Linked DNA regions of Homo sapiens: region 2 is linked to region 1. The links are chromatin contacts, found by Hi-C or POLR2A ChIA-PET in ENCODE. All regions are on one chromosome and are shown on one strand. The core of a region is the stretch at or near the end of the contact, and the rest is flanking DNA. Distances in the headings are between cores, read along the strand shown.

What was found. Hi-C counts contacts between places; a loop is a spot of excess contacts on that map. ChIA-PET counts read pairs that join two places held with the same protein, here RNA polymerase II (POLR2A). Pooled maps may share reads with other maps.
Region 2: a loop to region 1 is called in a map of gastrocnemius medialis, with 4 times the contacts of the local background. The contact joins the promoter of ATRIP here to the promoter of SETD2 in region 1. A Hi-C loop is called at or near these places in 1 of 168 maps with a recorded cell type or tissue (gastrocnemius medialis) and 4 of 50 pooled maps. POLR2A ChIA-PET finds 5 or more read pairs at or near these places in 1 of 52 experiments (BJ).

Annotation. Positions count from the first base shown.
Region 1 is chr3:47,161,426-47,166,252 of GRCh38, forward strand. It overlaps SETD2 (SET domain containing 2, histone lysine methyltransferase), which reads right to left and starts at 2,688. Exons shown (of 21, transcript NM_014159.7): 1 at 2,429-2,688. The coding sequence starts at 2,499. KIF9-AS1 (KIF9 antisense RNA 1) reads left to right here and starts at 2,945. Exons shown (of 7, transcript NR_033373.1): 1 at 2,945-3,172. RefSeq lists silencers at 1,981-2,290, 2,341-3,090, 3,141-3,190.
Region 2 is chr3:48,444,385-48,449,211 of GRCh38, forward strand. It overlaps ATRIP (ATR interacting protein), which reads left to right and starts at 2,353. Exons shown (of 13, transcript NM_130384.3): 1 at 2,353-2,708. The coding sequence starts at 2,462. ATRIP-TREX1 (ATRIP-TREX1 readthrough) reads left to right here and starts at 2,395. Exons shown (of 15, transcript NR_153405.1): 1 at 2,395-2,708. It also overlaps a transcript of CCDC51 not described here. RefSeq lists a silencer at 2,298-2,657.

The DNA of each region.
Region 1 (4,827 bases), core at 1,438-3,937:
TCTCTCTAGCATTATAAACACTAACTAGCTTACTATCTCAAGAGTTTGCTGTCACTTCACTTCTCTAGCCTTCATTTTCTTCATATGCCAAACAGGTGATATTGCTCAGGATACCTACCATGATCCCCTCCAGTCTTTATAGTATTATGAAAAAAAGGAAAAACAAAACAACAACAACAAAAAACATGTTACAATTCTTTACTCCATACAGGTTAATACACAAGAAGAGGCCTGGCACAATGGCTCATGCCTGCAATCCCAGCACTTTGGGAGGCCAAGGCAGGAGGCTCACTTGAGGCCAGGGATTCAAAACCAGTAACGTAATTTATTTTTTTTTAATTAGCTGGGTGTGGTGACACATGCCTATAGTCCCAACCCAGGAGGCTGAGGCAGGAGGACTGCTTAAGCCCAGAGGTTCAAGGATGCAATGAGCCATGATGACACCACTGCACTCCAGCCTGGGTGACAGAGTGGGACCCTGCCTCTAAAAAAAAAAAAAAGGAAAAAATACACGAGAATTTAAAAATATATAATCACTGTTAGAAATCCAAAGCAGTGGATTTCTACTACATTAAAGCAATAAAAATAAAAACTCCAAAACATGTAAAACCATAAAACATTCTTGATTCCTTCCCCACTCAGGTCTACCAAAGATGCACTTCTGAGTCCATTTTCCCACATATTATGAAAAATTGTTTTTCCCCAAGAAGTGTAAGGATGTGATCCTTAAAGCTTCCGGACTTCACCAAACAACCTGGTAAAAGGAAGTGAAAGCAGGCACTTAGCCTATTCAGGGGTTAGCATGTTACTTTGTACAGAGCAAGTGCTATATAAGCATTTATTGAATCGTGATATAAAATTTTTTTTGAGGTTTTTCAAACTAAAAACCTATAACATGAGCTTTGTAATTGGACTGATGGTGCAGTAAATCAAAACAATCTTACCTAACTGACCCTGCCAGTAGCAAAACAAAAAGACCAATCTAATTAAGGTAATGTTAACCAATGGCCAAGAACCCATGAAAGGAAAAAGCCATGTTAACTTACTATTGCAAGTAAGAGTTGGGTTTTTAGAAAAGCAAAATAATGATTTATCTTGTTGTGCAGAAATGACCAACACCTCAACAGAATCCGTTTGTGTTGCAATCAAAACTATCAATTAAGATCCAGACATTTCTGGACCAATGTGAGAAGATGTGGCAAGGGATTCAAAAACGAGCCAGAGCAAACCTAAGGTAAAATGTGTCAAAACAGCAAAGCTCTTGGAATCATCCTGGTCATAAAAGTTTGACAGTTTCATGTGAAACCCCTATCAACCGATAAGTTTTAAATCAATAGTATATTCCTAGGTCTAACACCAGCAAACGGTGTTTAAGAACGGCTTTTCAAAACAATGGTCTCGTGAGGGTTCAGGGAAAGAAGTGACTCCAGGCTTTCTGAGATAGCAGATACAGCAGCAGATTCAGACCTCAAGAGAAATGTAAAGGTGTCCTAGACTGAAAAATTACTATTGGGCAAAACTGTGTGTCGGTTTTCCACAACATTGTCTTCTTTAGAGAATCCTCAAACGATTCTTGGTTTTTAACCAAGTCTTCACAAGAAATAGAAAGTCATCCGTTTAGGGTAAGAGATTCCTGTTACCAAGAAAATTGTGTCCGAAAGTGTGAAAATCTCACAACCTGCAAGAAAATGTATGTCCCTCAGGAGGCTTTCATTTTCAAGCGGAAAAACAAACCCGGTGTCACCTCAACAACGGGACCACACAAACCTCGCCATTACAAAACCCAAGTGCCAAAGGTGCACAATGTGAATCCGGAAGCACTGCAAGGCCAGGATCGAGTTCCCAGGAGGAAAAAATCAAACTCAGGAGTGCAGCGCGGGCCCCTCCACGGCCCGGGGGCCAGGCAACCCGCGCTAGGCCCTTCCGGTCCGAGGCGCCGCCGTCGCGGGGAGGTCGGGCGACGGGTCGAGCTTCCACCCGAGCCCGGGGATTCGCGGCCTACCCTCACCGGCGCCCTCTTGCCGGGCCCGGCACCGGCAGCTCCTCCGACTCTGCCCTTTGGCTAGCAGCGGGGCCCGGACGAGCCACGAGGAGCCCGAGAGGACCGCCGAGCCCCGGGATGGCCGGGTCGGTGCGGACACGGCGGTAACCGTAGGGACCGTGGCCGCCCCTCCCCCACCGGCCCGGCCCAACCGCCGCCGCGACACGAGCAGCGGCGCCAACGCCGGGCCCAACCGCGGGCCTGCTGCGGCCCCGGCCAAGCGGCTCGAAGTGGCGGCGCGGGCCTGCTCCCGACACCGACCGCGCGAGGCCACCGTGGGCCTGTTACTCCTCGCGCCGGCCCGCGCCGCCACCCGTCAGGACGCGCCGCCCTCGGCTGGGGATAAGGCGGCCGACAGCAGCGGGGGGCCGCGGAGCTGATACTTACTCAGGGGTCGGGTGCTCCGGGTCGTAGAAATCCCCCATCTTCGGAGGCGGCTGCGGCTGCAGCTGCTTCATCGGGAGCGGCTGGAGACGGCGACGCGAGCCCCCTCCCCGCAGCAGGGCGACGCGGGGGAGGGGAGGGGAGGAGGCCGCAGGTCCGACCGCGGCGGCGGCGGCGGCGGCGGCGGCGGCGGCAGGGGCGGCCCGCGTCGCTACCTCGCTCGTCGCTCCCTCCCTCCCTCGGACGCCCGCCAGCCGCTCTCTCCCTCTCACCCTCACACCGGGAGCGACGCACACCCCACCCGCCCCTCAGCTTCGCAGGCCCGGCCCCTTAAAGAGACACACACGGGCCACCGATCTGCCGCCAGTCGGCGTGCCTTGCAGCTGTTGGCTTGACCCCAGGCCGGGACGGGCAGAGCGGAACACTGCCCGGCGGGTCCAGGCCGACCGTGCCTGTGGCTCTCCGGAACAATAAACCCCCGGCCCCAGTGATGTGGGCCAGACCGGACCTGGAGAGGCGGCACCGCGACCCCTCCCGCAACCCGCCTGGCGGCCGGGGGCAGCGTGACCCGGCCCGCTACCGTGTCACAGCTGGCGACTGACAAACAGCAGGCGACGTCGGGAGAACTCCCCGAGACACCCGAGACATCAGCCTTCTCGCTCCGCGGCCCTGCAGGACCTGCCCGCCGGGAGCCCCGGAGTCCGCGGCAGCGCCGAGGGCCCCTCCCCCAGGCCTCTGGGCTCTGAGGTAACGCGGCCGCGGCTGCTCCCGGGCCCCTCGTCCCACTCGCCCCTCTCTTTTTTATTTTTCCTCGCCCTCTCTCTCCCTTGCCCGTTCATCTCGACCCTTTAGCAAGCATGGAAGCCCAGCGAGGCGGGGGATTGCTCGGAGGCCGAGCTCCCGGCAGCCTCCTCCGCCTTCCTTCCCGCTGTGCCCTCGGGGCTCCTACCTCCACCTCGGCGCGGCGCTCTGCCCCCACCCGAAGTCTCCAAGGCGGCAGCTCCCCTCTCCTGTGTGGTTCTTGGGGCCTTAGAGGCAATGTCATGAAAAAAAGGGTATTAATCACTTTCCTACAGAAATGATAAGATGAGACTAAGTAGAATAACTTGAAAGAGCTACGAGTTGTTATTTTTGGAAGGAGAGATAGGAACGCGTAAATCCAATAGCTAAACTTTCTAGACGCTGAAGAGTTTTTGGCGATAGATCATTTTGACATTGGGGGTTCATAGGGTTAGCGTTTTTTGTGTTGTTGTTGCTGTTGTTTTTCCACTAGAATTTTGAATCGGATTTTACCAGCAATTGGTAACGGAAAGGAAAGGATGTGTCTTCCAATTGAGAAACAGTGGTTAAAAACTGAAAGTGGGCCGGGCGCGGTGGTTCACGCCTGTAATCCCAGCACTTTAGGAGGCCGAGGCGGGCGGAGTAACTGAGGTCAAGAGTTCCAGACCACACTGGCCAACATGGCGAAACCCCATCTCTACTAAAAATACAAAATTTAGCCGGGCGTGGTGGCGCACGGCTGTAATTCCAGGTACGCGGGAGGCTGAAGCAGGAGAATCGCTTGAACCCAGGAGGCGGAGGTTGCAGTAAGCCCAGATTGTGCCACTGCACTCCAGCCTGGCGACAGAGCAAGACTCCATCTCAAAAAAATAAATAAATGAATGAAAATAAAAAATAAATTAGCTGGGCGTGGTGGTGCGCCTGTAATCCCAGCTACTCGGGAGGCTGAGGCAGGAGAATCGCTTGAACCCAGGAGGCGGAGGTTGTAGTGAGCCCAGATCGCACCATTGCACTCCAGCCTGGGCGATATAGCGAGACTCCGTCTCAAAAAAATAAAACAACAACAACAAAAAAAAACTGAAATATGATACGAAAGAATAAACATCCTTCAGTGGTTAACTTTTTAAAATAGCCTTTATATGTATGTAGGCTACAGTGTCTATTAGTGTTTTATAATCATTGTTTTTCACTTAGGGATTATTTTGGCTTTTGTTTTTTTTTTTCCTGGTACCTTTAGGGTTAGCATGGAGGTCCAGGGTCCATCTGACTCCCTAGGTTCGAATCTCCCAAGGCCATTTTTTTACACACCGTGATTATTACTAATTTCCCTGTGGTTTTTCTCATTATAAAATGAGAATATTGCTGCCGACAGGTCTTCTCATTATTGTGAGGATTAAATGAGCTATTTGTTAAAGGCTTAAACTTTCAGTAAACGTCAGCATTCTTCAGCCATGATAGTGCAGAGTTTAAGAGGTAGCTCTACCTGGCATTGTGTACCAGGCACTTTCTAGCCCTGTGACATTGGGATGCTTGCTTCTTATGCTTCCCGTGCCTCACCTGTAAATGGGGTATTAGCCACTGTGCAGAGAATGTTGTGAACATGCTTGCACAGTGCCTTTCAT
Region 2 (4,827 bases), core at 1,103-3,602, 1.3 Mb after region 1:
GCTTTGGCCTCCCAAGTAGCTGTGGTTACAGGCACCCGCCACCATGCCTAGCTAATTTTTTGTATTTTTAGTAGAGAGGGGTTTCACCATGTTGGCCAGGCTGGTCTCAAACTCCTGACCTCAAGTGATCTGCCTGCTTCAGCCTCCCAAAGTGCTGGGATTACAGGCATGAGCCACTGTGCCTGACCAGAATTTGTGCTTTTAAAAGAAAACCCATCTTTATGTTGTCACATCCAAATTGCCGTATATTTTGATGAGACTTGTTCATCTGTTCATGTAAGGCGTCTGCTATATGCAGGCACTGGGGTATGTAACGGAACAGTTCCTGTTGTCAAGGAACTTCTCTACTGTGGAAGAGGCAGGGCAGGGCAAATTACATGATCCTTCAAGTTGCTAGCAGTGAAGTCCCCATGCGCACCAAACAGGTCCAGGGCAGCAGCTGCGGGAAGCCCCAGCCCACTTGCTGGTGGATGGAGGGGGTGCCAGTGCCAGGCAAGGGGTTGGGGGTGAGGCAAAATGGGGGCTCACTCTACCTCCTGCTGCCCAGGACTGGAGTCCCAGGCATACCTACCGCTTGCCCCTCAATAAATGCAAAGACAGAGACCATCCATAATGTGTGCTGAATATGTTTTAAAATGCTTAGCTGGGTGTGGTGGTGCACTTCTGTAGTCCCAGCCATTTGGGAGGCTGAGGTGGGAGGATCACTTGAGCCCAGGAGTTCGAGGCTGCAGTGAGCCAAGATCACACCACTGCACTCCAGCCTGGGAGACAGAACAAGACCCTGTATTTAAAAAAAAAAAATTAATTCAGAAGCACAAGTATTTGGATTTCCCTCCCAGGCCCTTAATACAATTATGTTAATAATGCTCAGCTTTCTCTGAGAATATTGTCGAAGAGCGCTCTGGAACCATTATGAGACTGCTAAATCAAAACTAGGTTTTAGAATATTGAAAACTTTCATGATTAATGTACTAGATATTAACGCGGGAGAGGGGGCAGGGGGAAGCCTGTGTTGGTCCTCTCCAGAAAGTTGCACAGCCAGTAGCACCCTTCAGTAGGCTTCAGGCATTCCCTGTGGGGCCTTGCTAGCTGGCACCCAGCCGTATGCTGCTAAAACAAACCTGAGCACCAGTGATTCACACTGTTCCTGAAAGCAAGTTACTTGGTGGAACCTATCCCTCTTTAACAAATGAACAGTCCTGTCTCTTTCCAGGACCAGAGTCCTGCAGCAATTAAGCATGCAACACTTGGGAAGCTATCTGACGGAGACTACCAGTTGCTCCAAAAAATTTTAAACTCCTTAGACATTATAGGCCCTGATAGCACTCTCTTTTTCATTTACTCTTTTCATTTAATGCTTTCACAAATATTCCTAGGACACTCACAGGTGAAGTTTGGCACTGAGCAGGTAAGGCTGAAAGAGTCTTGCTCCTGTTACTCTCCATTGCCAAATTCTCTATTGCGGCTAACTTCTGCACACCACAGCTGCCCAATAAAATCTGTCAGGCACGCAAGCCCACCTCAAATTGCTGCTCCTTTGTGAAGCTTTACCTCTGTTCGCCACCGGTAACTCTTACCTGGCCTTTGTGTGGCCTCCCTTTCAATGTAGAATTCTCGTGTTAGTCTTATGTGCCAGCCTCCTACCCCTCTATCCTGCTAACTTGACTCAACTTGTAGGACAGCGCAGGTGCCATTTACAGGGGGACTTCCTTGACCTCCTGAGCCCTATTCTATACAACCAGAGCTTAGGAAAAAAAAACAGTCCAGCACTCAGAGGAATGGATGTTAACAGCCTGAGCAGCTCCCACCCCCTCCCACACAAGAACAGCTCCAAACATCATTCCTCCTTGGACTTTCCTCCTCCCTGGGCCTACCTCAAATGTACACATGTGAAACATTCACTAAACCCGAAGATGTCTGCACACGACAGCTCTATTCATACTCCTCACCCAACAAATTCCACTCTCCTCAAGAAAGCCTAGGGGTTTGTGGGAGGTGGGTCTGGCGGCAGAAGGAAAGCGAGGTCACGGAGACCACATCCCTGAATGATGCCTGGCTCGACTCAAACGCAACACGCGTGAATGCTAGGGCAGGCTGCTCCTGCGCGGCCCTCCTCCACGGAATGCCAGGGAGGGAGCGCAAAGCCACCAGCGCGGCGGAGCTGGTGCGCCTCCGGCCCGCCTCTCCGGTAACGGGTCGCGCCGCACTGAGTCCTTGCAGCAAACCTGCCGAATCCCGCCCGTGGACCTCTAAACACCGGGCGGGGCCGGGTGTGGCGGCGCGCTCGGACGTTCGTCATTCCTCCGCGCCCTCCGCCTGCCAGCTGATTGGCCCCTGGGCCAGGGGCGGGGCACTCGCGGCGGAGGCAAGCGGCGGCGCGCGGACGGTTGGTCCAGTTCTCCGGCCTGGCGGCAGGCAAGTCTAGCTCGGCGCTGTCGGATACTTGGGGTGAGCGGAAAGCATGGCGGGGACCTCCGCGCCAGGCAGCAAGAGGCGGAGCGAGCCCCCGGCGCCTCGCCCCGGCCCGCCGCCGGGCACCGGGCACCCCCCGAGCAAGCGGGCCCGGGGCTTCTCCGCAGCCGCTGCCCCGGACCCTGACGACCCGTTCGGCGCGCATGGGGACTTCACTGCCGACGACCTGGAGGAGCTTGACACCCTCGCGTCACAGGCCCTGAGCCAATGTCCGGCCGCGGCTCGGGACGTGTCCAGTGAGTGCTCCTCGCGGCCTTTTGCTCGGAGGGAGTTGTCAACCGCGCCAGATCCCCTTGATGGCTGTGGCTTCGGAACCTCGCGGCCAGCACTGCCTTTTCGCCTTTTTAAAATATGGGAACACCCTGATTTAAGCAGCGGTTGTCTTCCAGAAGGTCCTTTGATTTTAGGGGGAAATGCATTAGCCAGGTCAAACAGCCGATTTGAAACACAGAAGGCTAAGTTGACATTTTACGTTATTTTCTAAAGTTTAGGCCACTTGGTTCTTGGTTCTAAGCAGAGATCCTTGGAACACACCTACCACCACCATCAGAACCATCACTACCCATGCATGGGGACCCATTCTTGTGACAAGTTTGAGCGGCTTTAGATCTTATGAAGCCCACTGTCTCCCTTGGGCAGTGTGAGCATGGGAGGAGCCAGACACAGGCAAGAGATGAAATAAATTTATTCTTTTATACAACCAGTAAACTGTGCTAGGTGCCCAAACGTGAGGAACTGCAGCTGACCTTACAATGAACAAAATACAAAAACTGTCCTTCATGGAGCTTACATTCTAGTTGAGGAGTGAGTGAAGTCTTGAGGACTCCCAGAAAGAGAAATGTTTTGAGTGCACCTTGCATCTGTACTTGGGTGTCTCAAGGCACCTTAAACTCAACACGATCATTTCCTGGAAACCCAGTCCTCCTCCAGCACTTCTAGCATGGTGCCGGCAAAGCAGACATTCAGAGAATGATGACCAGATGTTCCACAAGGAAGTAACTAGCACGACTCTCCATCCAGTGGCACAAAGCGACTCTTCCCCTTTCCTTGACTCTACATCTAATTTATTTGGAAAGCATGTCAAGCTTACCTTCTTAATCCTTCTCTGGAGTCTATCCTATTCACATTGCTTCTACCAGCTGCCTGATCTGTGTTACCATGAGTCCTCTCTTGAACAATGGTCTGCTAAATTGGTTTCCCATTTCCAGTCTTGACTCCCTACAAGTGAGGCTTCACATCACATTCTGAGTGATCTTTTCAAAACTCAAATCTGGCTGTGTCTTACACAGATATACGTGAACACCCTTTTTTTTTTTTTTTTTTTTGACGGAGTCTCACTCTGTCACCCAGGCTGAAGTGCAGTGATGCCATCTTGGCTCACCACAGCCTCTACCTCCCAGGTTCAAGAGATTCTCTTGCCTCAACCTCCCGAGTAGCCTCAGCCTCCCAAGTAGCTGGGATTACTTGTGCCCGCCACCATGCCTGGCTAATTTTTGTATTTTTAGTAGAGACGGGGTTTCGCCATGTTGGCCAGGCTGGTCTCAAACTGCTGACCTCAGGTGATCCACCCGCCTTGGTCTCCCAAAGTGCTGAGATTACAGGTATGAGCCATCCGCACCCAGCCATGAACACCCCTAATGAAAGCCCTTTAATAATTTCTTATTTCTTCTAGTGTGAAGACCAGAATCCTTAACATGGCCTGAAAGGCCCAGCCTGGTTTGGCCCTTTCTCACTCTCTGGGTCCTGGCTGCACTAACATTCTTTGAATTCTCTCTGCTTCTTTACAATACAGGAACTTTATACATTGTTCTTTCTTTGTACATTGAGTATACTTTTCATTCATTCATTTCCACTCATCTGGTTAATTCCTACTTGTCCTTCAGCTCTCAGCTCCTTCAAGTCTTCCCTAGGGAAATGTTCCAATCATCCCACTTAAGTCAGATTGCTGTCATATTATAGGCTTTCCTATATTTGTTCTCTTCTGCAGTTCTTAATCACAGTTGTAATTTTACATTTATCTGTGTGATTATTTGTTGAATGTCTTTTAAGCTCTGTGAGTGTAAGGAAGTATCAATTTTGCTCACTATTGTACCTGTAGAGCCTAACATGCCTGGCATATTGCATGTGGTCAGTAACTATTACTGAATAATAAGTAGATCATTGAGTTCTGGCCAATGAGATCTCCTCAGGCTTTAGATGAGACTCTTGGAATTGGATGAAGGATAGGGAAAGAATAATAGGATCTGTTGTTTTAGAAGGATCATTTATGAGTTTCAGCCGGGTGTGGTGGCTCACGCCTGTAATCCCAGCACTTTGGGAGGCCAAGGTGGGCTGATCACTTGAGGCGAGGAGTTT